2 separate regions of the Mus musculus genome follow, and region 1 is linked to region 2. A link is a contact called in ENCODE POLR2A ChIA-PET data. All regions are on one chromosome and are shown on one strand. The core of a region is the stretch at or near the end of the contact, and the rest is flanking DNA. Distances in the headings are between cores, read along the strand shown. Region 1 holds the start of BC034090 (cDNA sequence BC034090). Region 2 overlaps Gm41980 (a long non-coding RNA gene).

What was found. ChIA-PET counts read pairs that join two places held with the same protein, here RNA polymerase II (POLR2A).
Region 1: POLR2A ChIA-PET joins it to region 2 with 111 read pairs in Patski. The contact joins the promoter of BC034090 here to the enhancer-like site in region 2. POLR2A ChIA-PET finds 5 or more read pairs at or near these places in 2 of 5 experiments (Patski and embryonic stem cell).

What each region holds. Positions count from the first base shown.
Region 1 is chr1:155,242,368-155,247,288 of GRCm38, forward strand. It overlaps BC034090 (cDNA sequence BC034090), which reads right to left and starts at 2,165. Exons shown (of 10, transcript NM_001370865.1): 1 at 1,819-2,165. The coding sequence starts at 1,862. It overlaps Gm31102 (a long non-coding RNA gene), which reads left to right and starts at 762. Exons shown (of 4, transcript XR_878641.3): 1 at 762-1,112.
Region 2 is chr1:155,051,373-155,056,285 of GRCm38, forward strand. The region is part of intron 2 of Gm41980 (a long non-coding RNA gene); the gene reads right to left. Among named protein-coding and RNA genes, the nearest start is that of Gm51651, 2.7 kb to the right of the region's middle. Within about 2 kb of position 2,004, at least 2 of the 3 ENCODE cell types and tissues checked have a DNase peak (open chromatin) inside an H3K27ac peak, as active enhancers do.

The DNA.
Region 1 (4,921 bases), core at 915-3,414, 190 kb after region 2:
CCCAGTAACCTGCTTGATCTCCACAGTGCCCTGATATGGACCCCTTTTCAAGTGGCATACCTCAAGAAGAGCTGGTGTCCTCTATATAACGTGGACACACATTGAAAAGGACAAGTCACAGGACAGAACAAACAGGTTACCAGCAAGCTTATTTTCTCCTGGCATGCTCTTTAGAGGGCAGGGAGGAGACTGGGGAGGGTGGTTACTGGAGCATGGGCAGTAAACCCCGAGGAAGGAAATAATGCCAGTTTTTCTATTCCCATTTTTAGGGTGAGCAAAACAAGGCCTCAAACAATCCAATGCAAAATGTGAACCATGGTGAAAAGCAGTGTAATTCCCCAACCCTGGGCTAAAGGAGGCCCCAGAGGAGAATGGCAGTGTTGGCTAATGGTCAGTACTCTTCCTTGTGGATGACGGACCTGTCCCTGTAATAGAATGTGTCGCTGCCTGCCAGCTTCATGCCAACCCTAGTGAAAAAGTGTTAGACTAGAGTCAAGCTGTACTCGAAAGAAGTAATAGTGACAGTCACAAACGATAAGCTATCTGCTCTATGTCAAGCAAAGGCTTTTCAAACATGTCAACACTCTCTAAAATAATATATTTATATTATGTCTGTGATAGAATGTTATTTTATATAAATAAAGATATTTATTTATTATATAATATATAAATAAAAATATTATTTTTAACAGATGGAGAACTGAGGCATAGAGAAATTACATCACGTAGATGCCCTGGGGGAGACAAGCTTGTAACCAGAACCTTTCCATTCCAAGCCAGGACTCTCCGAGAACAGTGAGCCTTTAACCGCACCCCTTGTTCTCAGGTAAGACCTGAGTCCGCAGAGGTCCCAAGACTCACTAGAATTATACGGCCCCTTGGTGGCCTGGCTGATTCCAATAGCTTTACAGAGAATGACGTGACAACTGTTTTACTCCCTGTATAAGCTACTGTGTCTTAGTGACTACTCAGAACACTCAGAAGTCACCCTAGTCTACCTGTGTCCCATAGGAAGTAAACTCTCAGCGTGTAAGAATTTGGGCATAGAGTATATATTAGAGGTTAATTATTCCCTTCTCACAATAGGGATCCACCATAAGATGTTCTTAAAGGTAAGTCTCTTAAAGTAATTCATTATAATTATTAAATTAACATGTTTTTCAGAATATACATATTTTATGAAGCAAGATACATATATAACACAGAATTTCACAGCAGTAAATCTGTGAAGTTTAGGGATAGTAGAAGTCATTTTCTCTACTAGATCATCTGGAGCAGCGGTTCTTGGCATCACGGGGTCGCATATCAGATATACTGCATATCAGATATTCACATTATGATTCGTAACAGTAGCAAGATTACGGTCATTAAGTAGCAACGAAAATAATTTTATGGTTGGAGATCACCACATGATAAACTTAAACTGTACTAAAGGGTCGCAGCATTAAGACTGAGAATCACTGATCGAAAATGTACTAGGTTTCTCTTTGTGGCTCAGCTACCTCTTCTCTGAGATCCAATCCAGAAGCCCAGGTTGTAATGTGAGCTTTTAGAAAAATTGATGGGTCAACCCTGGAGCTTCGCTCTAGACTTGTCCGCAGACCTTAAGGAATGAGACAGTCGGGACTGAAGGCCTCCGGACGACCTTCCTGGAAGATGTCGTAACTCCTAGCACCGATGCTCTAACTCAGAAAAAAACCTGGAATGAAAATGGACAGGAAGGGCGAGCCTCCACGACCCTTCCAGCTCTGCGGCGGCCGGAGGTCGGGTGTCCCCGGGTGTGCCCCGCCACCCCGCCCGGGTCCTCTCGGTACTCACTGAGAGCGGCGCGCGGGCTTGGCCGCCGCCTCCATCCCCTCCATCCCTCGGAGAGGCGAGGCCCTGCCCCACTCTCCCCGTCCGGGGCCGCTGCAGAGTCCCGGGCCGGACTCGCCCTGAATTCGGGCGGGCGGACGGGAGTGTGGCCCGCAGGCCTCGTCCCCGGAGCGTGTCCCGCCCCGGGTCCCACGAGGCGAGGCCGGGCTGGCAGGAGTGCGCGGCGCCCCTGGCCCCGCTGGGCGCCTGGAGCCGTAGCGACCGCTACTTCATAGCTTTGCTTGAAGGTGAAAGGCCCAGCCAGCGGCCTCGCGGGCCGGCCTGGGAAGAGAGGGCGAGGAAGGCGAGAGGAGGGGCGGCGGAAGGGGCTGGAGGAGCCGCGACCTCGGCCTGTCCCCACCCCCCAGCCTCCCGCGGCCTCCCAGGGTCGTGGCCACTCGACCCGGGCGCACGCCGGGAGCCCAGAGCCTCCTCGGCTCCGCTCCACTCCTGGAGCCAGGGCCGCCTAGACGGCCGGAGGATGCGCCCTGAATTTGGGGCTCACTGGCTGCCACGGGGCCGTTGTCCCGGGCGCCGATCAGCTCCCTCCCCGGGGACACGGGCGCGAAAGCGGAGGGGCGCCCGGGTGACTCGGGGGCGCAGCCGGAGCGCAAAAGGCGACAAGCTTCAGCCGACTCCACCGGCTCCGCTGGAGCGAGAAGCTGAGGACCGGACTTTGTGTGGAGAACGTTTCGGGATGGGTCGGTGGGCTTCTCCGCAGGGCCGCCCCATCACCCTTGGGCGCCCTCTTAGGTCAAGATCATTCAAGGTTCGTTGAGGCCTTGGGGTAAGCTGGCGTTGACTGCTCATCCGGAGCCACCAAGAGCTGGGCCTGCATTGCCAGCTGCTTGGGGAAGGGACCGCTTCTGGGGCAGTGGAGGATTCCCGAACAGACCTGGGTACAGGCCTCCGTGAAGGAGCCACCAAATGGCTGGCAATTGTGCCCAAATCCATGGAGCTTCCTCTTTCTAACCAGGAGGTGACTAAGTCTCTCCAATGTCCAAACCCATTTTGACTATTCCCCTACCCCCAAAGGAACAGTAAGAAGAACCAGGACATTTCAGACGTCTCTGAAAAGAGAAAGTGGTCTCTCTTCTTTCTTTGGCCAACAAGTTTCACTTACTTAATCTTTTGTGCTGCTAGATGGCCGGTGTAGCTACTGGAAAGGATGCACAAAGCTAAGGTCCTAGCAGAGCACAGGAGAGAGAGGGCAGTTCTACCCCTTGTGCGGGTGTAATCCTGTAGTCCCAGTTGTTCAGAGATTAAAGCAGGAGGATCCTGCTGCAAGTTCGAGGCCAGCCTAGGCAATTTAGTGAGACATGTTCTCAAAAGGAAAAGGGGAGAAATGGGCTGAGGATGTAGGGATGGGTGTAGAGAATTTGCCTATTGTGCAAGAGGCCCTGGGTTCAAACCGAGTCCCATGGAAACAGAAAGGATGTCTATCTCCCTTTAAGGGAGCTGGATGGGGGAGGGAACACCGAGGCAGGCAATCTGGTCTGAGCCGCACCCTGGGAAACTGACAGTAGATTGGCCCAGGACCGGTTTAGGAACCAAGGGGTTTATCCTGGGCAAACCCTGTGTAAGTGAGCAGGTTCAAGGCTCACGGCTCTGTGGAGCAGGGTCTGAAGCGTCTTCCTGCCATGTTCGCAGAGTAAGTTCCTCCACAAGGCACTTTCTGCTCTGGTTTAGTGCTGATCGATCACCATACACTGACAACTCAGTCCCTAGAGTGGCTGCCTCTTGCTGCAACCTCAAGATTCAGAACTATTGTCCCTTTGTACAAATGAGGTGACCAATCGGAACAAAGCTGGTAAATGGCAGGTCTTCAAGAACCCCCGACGGACACGATATTGAGTGTGGTGGTTGGCGTCTGCAGCAGAACATGAAATATTTCGTTTTTGAAAATTCAGATCGAGGGGTTAGAAAGATGCCTCAGTAAGAGCACCTGCTGCTGCTCTTGCAGGGGACTGGAGTTGGGTTCCCAGCACTCATGTGTGTGTGTGTGTGTGTGTGTGTGTGTGTGTGTGTGTGTGTGTATGTGTGTTTGTGTGTGTATGTGTGTGTGTTTGTATGTGTGTTTGTGTGTGTATGTGTGTTTGTGTGTGTATATGTGTGTATGTGTGTGTATGTGTGTGTGTGTGTGTGTGTGTGTGTGTGTGTGTGTGTGTGTGTGTGTGTGTTGGAGTTGGCTGGGCTTCTTACTCCAGCTTCAGGGAGTCTGATGCCCCCTTCTGACTTCCAGGGGTACCTTCACACACATGGCATACACACAAATAAAAATAAAAATCTTAAAAAACAAAAAACCTTCAAGTCAGGTGGTGATTCATGCCTTTTAATTTAAGCACTTGGAAGGCTGAGGCAGGTGGATCTTTTAAGATGTTAGTCTGGGCAGCCTGGTCTACATGATGAGCCAGGCCAGCCAGTATTACACAGTGAGACCCTGTCAAAAAGAAATGATCCAAACTCCTCAAATCAGGTTGGGATGTAGCTCAGTTGGCAGCGTGTTTTCGTAGCAAGCATGAAGCACTGGGTTTGGGTTTGATCCCTAGCACCGAATAGCTGGGTGTGGTAGTGTGTTCACACTTGGTCACAGTACCTAAGAGGTAGCCAGCTGGTGGTTGTTCACACCTTTAATCCTGGCATTTGGGAGGCAGAGGCAGGCAGATTTCTGTGAGTTCAGGGACAGCCAAGGCTATAAAGGGAAACACTGTCTCAAACACACAAAACAAAACAAAAATAGGAAGGACACAAGTTCAGCTCATCCTCAGAAAGAGGAAAAGTCATGACCAACCTTGCAAATGGGAGACCTGTCTCCAAAACCCAGATGATAAAACCTCTCATCGGGGCAGGAGAGATGGCTCAGCGGTTAGGAGCACTGGCTGCTCTTTGTAATACCCCAAATGTGCTGTCAGGTGGTCCTAGCTGTCTCACCTCATTTCTGATGTCCAAGGTGAATCCTGAACACAAGCTAGTCTCCTTCCTGTCTTCCACAGGCAGGGGTATAGTTGCTGCACCCTATAGGAACCTACAAAACTAAGGCACTTCATAGGCTCTCTTAAATCTTGAC
Region 2 (4,913 bases), core at 754-3,253:
TTAGAATTTCACTCGGCAGTCATCAAGTCTTAAGGTGAGGGTAAGTGGGTTGGGGACTTGAAGGTTGTCCAGATTTGTGACCAAAACAGATGCCCAAGTCTCCTACACAGCGTCCTGGCTTCTGCTTGGAGGTACCAAATCCAGGAAGTCTCCTGGTTCAGCATGTGCTAGCTTCAGATCAGTAGACAGCTTGCTAGAACTGGAGATTAAATGTCCCTATATGGTCCATGAACTGTCTCTGCTCTTGGGAGCCATAAAGGACTGGTGTCACCCCAAATGCCCTTTCTCCAGACTGCATTCTCAGGTCTCTCTATTTACTCCTCTGTGGATTTTTCTCACCGCTGTGTCTCTGTGTGAGGTCTGTTTTTGTCTGTTCAACCTCCAAGTGCGGCTCCAATGAGCTGTGATGAACTGAAGCAGCAGCACCACCTTCAGAAGCCAGCCAACCAGCTCACAGGAGAACCGGACCAGATCACACTCAGTATGCCGTGGGATTGTTTGACCTTATCGTGAATGAAAGCCCTTAAATGCCCGTCTCACATGCTGTCCCGGAGCCACATCCTCGCCTGCGGCTTGTCCAGCTGGGTTTGGGACACACATGACTTGTTCCCAGCGTGCAGACAATGCCTAACAAATGTTCCTGGCTGGCTAGCTGCTCCCTGTCACCAGACTCCTTGAGCTCAGCCCTATCTTCCCTCAGGACCCAGCTCTGGATCTCCACTTGGAAATGCTGCCAAGGGCTCCCCCTGGCCCAATAAGCTCATGACAGAGTCCTGACTCCTCACACCCAGCCTCCTTATGTATTTCCAGAGACCACTTGGAAAGTTTAGTCTGAGGCAAGCTACAGGAAAGCAAAGCCCTTTTCTCTGCTGAAGCACAATTTGCTTGTGTTTCCAAAGTGTTAGGCTGCTATGGAAAGACATGGAGGGAGTCACAGAGACCCATATGTGAAGTGGAGCATAGCCTCTCAACTTCCTACTTCCTGTGAAGGGCTGTTACTACCCCCTTGACATTCCACCCTGAGGCTCTGGGTAGCAGGTAGGGCCCATGGCACCTTCCTCCTCGTGTCTTCTGAGCCTCCTGCCAGGTTTTCCAGTCTTCTATCCTCGGGGCCTAAGCTCCTTTCTTCCTGAATTAACTCTTCTCAGTGCTGAGACTGAACGCTTTGCTTTATGCTCTCTCAAGTGCCCAAGCTGCACTTCTAGATAGAGACAAAGGATCTCCTTGAAAAATGGGAAGCCTTCTCTCTCTCTCTCTCTCTCTCTCTCTCTCTCTCTCTCTCTCTCTCTCTCTCTCTCAGCACCCAGGCTCTGAGAATATTAAGCATTCACTAGCTAGGGAGCGGGCAGGGTGGGAGGGGGGAATCAAGTTTGAAATGCAAAGCTGAGCAAGACGTCTTTGTTCTAGACTGTCTGGGGCTCTCCTGAAACCACAGCCAGCCCATTGAGTCAGTGAAGGAGGGGTAACTTGATTCCTGAGAGTGAAAACGGATTGTTTTCCTATCTCGGAAGTAATTTCACTTCTTTCGCATCGTTTCCCAAGGCAGAATCTCCAAGGGCTGGATGCTTTTGCCTCCTGCTCATCCATTCTTCCTTCTCACCCTTAGCCCCTCCACACAGCTGCATTCTTTTCTCTTCCAGACCTCTGCTTGTCTGCTCAGGAATGCGCTTCTAAGTTAGCTGTTGGGACTCGGGCTTTATTCGTTTGTCATCCCATCTTGTGGCACCAAGGTCACACTGCTGAAGTGTGCAGGCATCCCTGTGCTTTCTATCCGGGCATTCATTAGCATATGTGAATGCCAATGGATTTACAGTTCTTTTCGCTCTAGCTTCTTTGCTCTTCATCCTCTTACTATGGGTTCAGAAGTGGAGTGTTCCTTTGTGACAAGAGTCTAGCCCAGTCTAGCCCAGGCTGGCCACTTAAGAGAGATCAAGGATGATGCCTCTACTGTGGGCCTAAGATTCAAAGTGGCACTTGCCAGATGAGAAGAAACAGAGAAGGAAAGCATTCCAGACCCAGAGGGAGGCCAGAGCAGGAGGCCAGAGCCAGGCTCTGAGTAGGATGTCCTCAGCAGCAGGGCTCTGTGGGTGAGGACAGAGAAGGGAAGGGGAGGGTGGGAAGCAGCAGCAGAACAGGAGCTGGCTCCCACTCTCCAGGTGGGGGGTGGCAGGAACTGGGAGTGTCTCAAAGCTCAGCCTGGCTGCCATTGAAAGGTGGAACTGGGTAAGAGTAGGGAGAAAAGAAACCTGCTGGCGGAGGGGGAGTGGCACTTTGATTCCAGCAGAGGCAGAGGCAGAGGCAGAGGCAGAGGCAGAGGCAGAGGCAGAGGCAGAGGCAGAGGCAGAGGCAGAGGCAGAGGCAGAGGCAGAGGCAGAGGCAGAGGCAGAGGCAGAGGCAGAGGCAGAGGCAGAGGCAGAGGCAGAGGCAGAGGCAGAGGCAGAGGCAGAGGCAGAGGCAGAGGCAGAGGCAGAGGCAGGTGGATCAAGAGTTTGAGACCAGCATGGTCTACAGAGTGAGTTTCAGAAGAGCCAAGGCTACACAAAGAAACCTTGTCTTGAGAAAAACAAAACAAACAAATAAAATCAGCAACATCAAAAATTAGAAAGAGAGAGAGAGAGAGGGAGGGAGGGAGGGAGGGAGAGAGAGAGAGAGAGAGAGAGAGAGAGAGAGAGAAAGAAAGAAAGAAAGAAAGAAAGAAAGAAAGAAAGAAAGAAAGAAAGAAAGAAAGAAAGAAAGAAAGAAAAAGAGAGAAGGAAAAAAAAAGAAACAACCCATCCACCTGCCCCTCCTGTGTGGATGAGCATCGGAGATGGCGGGTACTGGGGAAGAAGACAGAAGGCAATGGGAGGGTGGATATACACTCTGAGGGGAGGAACGGTGTCTATGTGTAAGCATTATTATAGCATCATCGTCAGACTTTACATGAAGATTGGTGAGGGAGCGTTTACACTGTGGGTTCCAAACTGATCCTGGGGAGAAAAGGGTCCAGAAGTCCACAGAAGCCCTGGAAATGCTATGTTAGTGTGTCTTGTTGTACATCTGTGTGACTGTGTGTATGTGTGTGTGTGCTCATGAGGGCACATGTGAGGGCAGGCATATGTGTGTGTGTGTGTGTGTGTGTGTGTGTGTGTGTGTGTGTGTGTATACATGCATAGGAGTTGAAGGAAAGCCTGAAAGCTTCCAGAAAAATCCAACAGGGGTGGGGATGGAAAGAGGCAGAAGCCTTGCCAAGAACTAACAACGTGAAAATTAAAGAAAGCTGTACTTCTGGCCATGATGTCATCCTTACTTACCTACCGTATCCAGCAGCGCATTCCCAGGTCACAACAAAGGAACAGTGAAAATCAGCTGCTCCTGTCATTTGAGCATAAACCTGAGGTTCTGAGCCACAGATGAGCATTTCTGGGTAACTTCATAAGCTTGCCTCTATATTGCAAGAGGAATTAGGCACAGGGGTTCCAGTTTCTACCTAGTGACCTATAAATAAACACTTGAACACAATGTGCACGTCACTTATACCCAGTCCGGCTGGGCGGGGGGGGGGGTGGGGGGGTGGGGGGAGGGTCAGTTCCCTTTTTGAATATCACACTGTCAGGGATCAACTTTTCTTATAAATTAGTGGCTCCGATGTTAACCATGTTCAGTGGTGGCCAACTATGACAGTTTGATGTTTGTTTTATCCTATAGGGCTTGGGGACCAACTGAAAAAGAACGGAGCAGAGAAGCCAGGACAGGAAGTATTCTAAAGGAGTATGCTACAGAAAGCCGTGCCTGTTCACAAGCAAGGACTGAAGAAATAACCCACTGGAGCTGAGGTTGAAAACAACTCTGGGTTTTTAAAGCCTTACTACTGTAACCTGAGACTTCCCAGACCCTGCGAGAACAATAGAAGCCCATATTGAACCCCTTCTGAATTACCCACTGCCAAGCCCCACCCAATACTTCTGCAAGTCCCCAGAGAGGTTAATAGTCACAGCTCAGACAGATGGGGACTTCAAAGACAGCTAGTGACATGAGCTTTGTCTCCCTTGTCTCTAAAATATAAAATCTAGGGACTAGAGAGACAGCTTGGCAGTTAAGAGCACTGGGTGCTCTTCCAGAGGGCCCAGGTTCAATTCCCAGCACCTACATGGTGGCTCATAGCAATCTGTGACTCCAGCTCTAGGAGAACTGATACCCTCTTCTGTTCTGCACTGCCATGTGCTGTCCAGACATAAGTGCAGGCAAAACATCCATGCATATAAAATAAAGTCATTTTTAAAAATTAATAAAATATAAAATCTCAAAGGTGGGCACCTTCTGATATTGGCCTAGAGGTGGGGAAACAACCTGAAAAAAAAAAGATTTGAGCAGGGTTCCAGGCTTCTAAATGTTCAGAAAATGTTGACTACCATGAGGCAAACCTGGGACTAATAGCTAACTGGGGTGCCCATGCGTACATCAAAGCAGATGCTGCCCATGAGGTTCTCCTGACATCCCTTAGTCCCTGCCTCTTACAGGGTCTTCACTTCTCCAACCCAATGACGAGGCTGCCCTTCCCTCAACTGCTCAATCCAGCCATTTTGGCTACACCAGTGATTTTTTTTTTTAACCCTTTTTCCCTTTGGGCCTCTTGGTCTCCTGGTCTCTTGGTTCTCCTCTCTCCCCTCTCCCACTTCTTCACCAGCACAGGGTCTTACACACTCTGGACTCTCTCAGATGTCTTTGCCTCTGGTTATGCTCCTCCTCATATCTCCAATAAGCTTTCTCCTCCACAGAAGCAGTCATGTCCCTTTGGCTTACCTACCACTATGACCACCACCATCATGGTCGGTACCTATCTGTGCTCACAGGAGACCTTTCCCTCCATGACTCAGACCAAGCCCAGCTCACTCTGCTGCAGAAGCCCAGCATTCCTCACAAGGATCAAGTTG